2 separate regions of the Mus musculus genome follow, and region 1 is linked to region 2. Evidence: chromatin loops called from intact Hi-C (ENCODE). Cell type or tissue: heart. All regions are shown on one strand.

What was found. Peaks named below come from ENCODE experiments on the same cell type or tissue, not always from the same donor. Only the 100,000 strongest peaks of a DNase experiment are listed, where the experiment ranks them.
Region 1: a loop joins it to region 2, with 2.9 times the contacts of the local background. A loop is called at or near these places in 3 of 42 quality-filtered maps.

What each region holds. Positions count from the first base shown.
Region 1 is chr3:146,403,552-146,406,051 of GRCm38, forward strand. It overlaps Ssx2ip (synovial sarcoma, X 2 interacting protein), which reads left to right and starts at 1,091. Exons shown (of 14, transcript NM_001355661.1): 1 at 1,091-1,384. In heart, no CTCF peak of the experiment used is centred here; a DNase peak (open chromatin) is centred at 1,030; H3K4me3 peaks cover 2,152 bases; H3K27ac peaks cover 2,201 bases.
Region 2 is chr3:145,941,092-145,943,591 of GRCm38, forward strand. All of the region lies in intron 2 of 2410004B18Rik (RIKEN cDNA 2410004B18 gene), which reads left to right. Among named protein-coding and RNA genes, the nearest start is that of 2410004B18Rik, 4.3 kb to the left of the region's middle. In heart, a CTCF peak has its summit at 1,058 (motif pointing right); a DNase peak (open chromatin) is centred at 1,047.

The DNA of each region.
Region 1 (2,500 bases), 460 kb after region 2:
AGAGTAAGACAGTCATTGGCAGTAATTTCTCACTGGCACTGTGCTCCAAAGCGCCTTTGTAATGATGTATCCTTGCTACCTGTATTTAGCATCCAATCTCCTTCAAATCCATTGTTCATTTCTGCACTCTGATCTTCTACCTAGCACTGTGGGCATGTGTAGTCCTTGTTCCTCTCTGTCTTGTTCTTCTGTGGCAGTGGTGTATTTCTTGTGTTCCTTTTACGATGTTTTGTTCTCACAGGAGCCACTTAACCCCAAACCTCTTTTTTTTTTTCCTCTTGAGTAAACAGCTTGCTAGAACCCCACCACCCTACCCTTTACTAAGGTTTCTCCATTTTCCTTTCCCAGGGGAACTTTAGGTGAAAATAGTAGGGAGAGGCAAGTGGATTTGGCCAATTGCCACTGTCCTACATTTTCTTGGCACTCATGGAGAGGGCCTAGGGAGTTTTTCATCAAGGTCTAGTTCACAAGTACCTTTTCTTAGTTTCCCTTTCCAGCTGTCTCCTCCCTAGGTCCCTTCCTTTGCCTTAGTTTGTTTTATTCACTACTTGAGCTTCTCTCATAACGCCCAGGCTAGCCTCAAGCTGCCAATGACCTTGTACTTCAATTCTGCCGGATCACAGACCCTCACATGCGTTCTGTGCAGTCCTGAGGAATGAACTCGGGGTTTCACGCGCACTACCCTGGCCCTGGTTTTACACGGATTTCTGTGCATTGGCGCATTGATTCCAGAGGCCACTACCTTCCTTCTCCAGGGCCTGACCTAATTCTGGAATGCCCCGGTGTCTCTCCGTTCTGGGGAGCGCACCTGGTTCTCCAGAGAGCATTGGGGTTCAGGGGTGGCCTCAGAGGCCCGGCTCTAAAGCGGCTAGGACCCTCCTCTTGTCCCCGTGGAGAGCTGGGGGCGGGGAGCAGCGGCCGGGTGACCCCGGGTGTAACAGGTGCGGTAGCCGCAGCTGCGCGGGGGAGAGCGGCTTGGCGTCTGCTGGGGGTTGTCGGAGGCTAGTCCTCGCTGGACCAATGCGGGCCGCGGTTGTTCGTCGCCTGGCAACCGGCGGAGCCAATGGGCGGCGCCAGCGCGGGGCGGGGTGGGATGGGCGCCCGCCGAGGAAAGCGGCGAGAGGCGGGCCGGGCGGACCGGGCGGGCTGGAGGCTGCGCGGAGCCGCTGCGTGCCGCCGCGGGTGCGGGCCCGCGGGCTGCGGGAGGCGTGAGCCGCTCCCGGAGCCGTGACGGTGAGCGGCGGGATTGTGACGCGCAGGCGGGGAGGAGGGCACCGGGCTGGACGTGGACGCAGGCACCGGGGCCGACTCTGGGCGGGCTCGTCGCGGCCGTTGCAGCGGTTGGAGAGCGTTGCTGCCCGCCGCCTGCAGCGGAAAGTGCGAGGTAGGTGCTGGGGGGGCCCCGCGCCCTTTCGGGATGCGGCGCGGGCGCGCGCGGGGTCCCTTTGGCCCGACCGCGCGGGCTTGGCGAGTCCTCCGAGGCTGCCGCAGGACTTAGCGAGTGAGGTCTGCCGCTGCTGCAGGGGTAGGTGGCTCATAGTGGTCCAGCCCCACGTTTAGGGGAAGAACTTACATCATCGCAGGGGCAGGCTTGTTTGAGAAATTATTTGGCCCCGGATTTTCCAGTGGTGTAGAGTGCGTAAATGGTGAGCTCTGTCCGGGTCAGCACATATTTCTCCTGGTGCAGATTGCTGGGTTATGCAAGTCACCTGGGCCCAGGAAATAAAACTTGCCCAATAATTCCCCATCAGCACCAGTAGAGGAATCTTTACATTAATACCCACAGTTCAGGCTCCTTAGTCCTGCGTGTCAGATTCATAACCAGCCACGCCGATGCAGTTGTGAGAGCCGGGAGTTTCTTCTAGAATCCAGGCTGGATGAAAGGTGGAGCCCAAGGATGAGAGCCTTCTGGATTTGATATTTGCTTCAATTCAGTTTAGAGTCCAGGCCTGGAGTTAGCTGAAAATAGTGCTACCATGGAGCCCGCAAGGTTCCGGAGGAAAACCTTTCTAGTCCCAAATTTGATCTTGAACGGAAAGGTCTGTATATGACGTGACACATTTACGAGGCTGGATAAAATTCAAAACCGTCGATCCAGCTAGCAAAACTTAAGCCATCCAATCTCCTTACTCCCCAAGAGCCTGTGGGCCCACGAAGCTTAGAGTGTTCATTCAAACTAAACAAGAAAAGCTGTGCTCCCAGTCGACACTTTGTCCTGCCCGGTGTGCACAGAAGTTCCTCGTACAAAGTGGCTCTCTGAGAGGATTAGGAATGGATAGAATTCAAACCGGGGCGTTTTCTTTGGTAACTGTTGGGGCCCCTACAGCCTGTCATTTTACACCCTTCCTTTCCTTCTTGTTCTCCATCTGTACAGGGAAGATAATAGGTCCAGGGATTAAGTAACAGGGCCACAGCAGCTTGGAGATAACTGCTGGGGCCGGGCCACTCCAGGATGAAATGTGAAACTCGATCCATGACACACTTGAGCCTTGTGACAAGA
Region 2 (2,500 bases):
AGTCTTACAGGGCTGTCCTCACACGCCTGAGGACCTGGGTTTGATCCCAGGATCTACCTACAAATGCTGATGTAGTGATGCCTGCTTATCATCCTGATCCCAGGGAGGCAGAGGCAGGAGAACCTTTGGGGCCTGAAGGCCAGCCTGTCTAACAATTGGTAAATGCCAGACAGAAGAGAAACCTTGTCTCAGGAAGTAAGTGGGGTTTCAGGGGTGGCACGCACATTAAAAATAGATAAATATTAAATTGTTAATTTGGACTTGTGTGTTGGTTACTGAATATAACTCTTGTAATAAATAGCCCCCCTCCTTTTTTGAAATTGGGTCTGACACTATGTAGCCAGATGGCCGTGAACTTCCGATCCTCTTGCCCCTGCCTCTCAAACTGAGATCACACGTCTGTACCACCCTCTATTCTGTGCTCCTAGATGTTGAACCTAGGGTTTTCTGTGTGCTAGGCGAACACTCGACCTACTCAGCCACATCCTCAGCCAGTGCACACTCCCGTGCCATAGGAAGTTGCTGAAAATATTAATTTGCCTGACATTTCCTCTTTGTACACATGTGAACGTGGAGACCAGAGGACCACCCTGGGTGTCAGCCTTATCTTCTACCTTGTTTGACTTTTTCTCTGCCATTCATGTATGTATGCCATGTCAGGCTGGCTTTAGAGCTGGGAATTCTGTCTCTGCCTCCCACCTTGCCATGTGAGCTTTGAGATGACAGACATGAGTTAACTGATCAGGCTTTTTGCAAAGGCTGTGAGAATTCAAATTCTGATCTAGAGCCATCTCTCCAACCCCTGACATTTTTTAACCTATAGTTTGTAAGTAATTATTAAGCTACCTGGCTTTTATTTTACCTTCCCATAGTCTTCTTCCTCTGGTCATTTTTGCTACTTATGTTCAGAATATAGAGGAGGTTAAATCAAGCCTTGTCCCTCGCTGCCTAACAGTGCTTCTTCTTTAGCAACTGTGAAGTGTTGATAAGTAAAACTCGGGTGGCCATAGCTTTATTAACCAATAGCTGTCTGTCCTGCCCTGGTGTTTAAGGCAGTTCCTAACTGTGCCACTAGAGGGTGTGAGCCCTCGTGCTTCAGTCATGGGAACTCACTTTCTCAATTGTAGTATGTGGTTTCAGTTTTATCTGTAGACTTACCTGTAGTGTCAGAATAAAAGCAGAAATGCCCCTTACTAATGTGTGTTAATGTGTTTCATGGAAGTCTTCAAAAATGCTTTCAACTTTTCATACTACTGTTTCTGAAAATAATTTCAAGGTTAACTTGATAATTAAGCTCTAGCTAATTGTTTTAATGGGTATAGTGGCTTTACACCAATATCCCTAAACTTAGGAAGTGGAAGCAGGGGTGTCAGACATTCATATCCAGCCTAAGTTACAGATTTTCTTCACAGAATTTGTGCTTTAACCTTAGCAGTTAGGTTAACCTTAGCAATTTTAAATATGAAGGCATCTTAAAATCAAAATCGTTTATATGTCACCATATTATACCTGTTGGGCTTTGGGTATCATGTTCATCAAAAAGTAAACTTAAGCCAACATGGAGGCTCATGTCTGTCAACTTAGTACCTAGAAGGCTCGAGGCAGGGAGATTATAAAATCAGGCAAGTCTGCGTGACATAGGAAGGAAGGGGATGGGGGATAAAGTCAAAGACAGCTAAGGGTGTTTAGTATAGAGCGGTTGTCTGAAAGGCATAGGCTAGGGTGGATTTAGTCCCTGCTCTGTGGAAGTAGGGAAGTCAGAAGTTATGTTTATGTATATAGAGTTCTTCTGAGGTGGGATGCAGTTGCTATAAAGCCCAGGCTGGCCCCAAGCTGATAGCAGTTCTCCTGTCTCATCCTCCTGGATTTGAGACATACCACCACCCAGCTTTGGCTGGGATTCTTTACAGCACACATTCATTAAGGGAGATGGGAATTAGCAGCTAATCCGCTGCAGCTGCCTGTGTTTACTGAACCACTTAAATAAAGTGCTTGGGTTTTTGTTTTTAATAGGATGAAAAGGTCTGCTTTGTCAGAATTGACATTTTTATTAATGGAAATTTTCTGTGTCCGCAGACAATGACTGTGTGGGGCAGTGGGTGCTGTTTACTGTATAGTTCAGTAGTCTTCCTTCATCCAACTTTCCCTTAACTTGAAGGTGGAGCCTGCTTATTCTGTTGCCATTAGGATGTTCTGACCTCCTAGGAGGACTGGTCCAGAATTAGAGCAGACACCTGCGAGGTTGTCTGAACCTCCACTTGTGTGGTGGGTTAATAATCATAAGACTGGAGGTGAAATCTGAGAGGACAAGTCACGCTGGTGGTTACTCGGCACGGCTAGAAGATGCATGCTTTGTAGAAGGAGCAGTGCTCTATGCTGTGAAGTATGGACTGTATCTAAATGGATGTACTGTTTGTGCTGGAGAGTTTGCGGAGTGAGTGTTTCAGAAAAAGCTGATTTTCACCAAAATATCTTATGCGACGACATTATTAACTTGCCT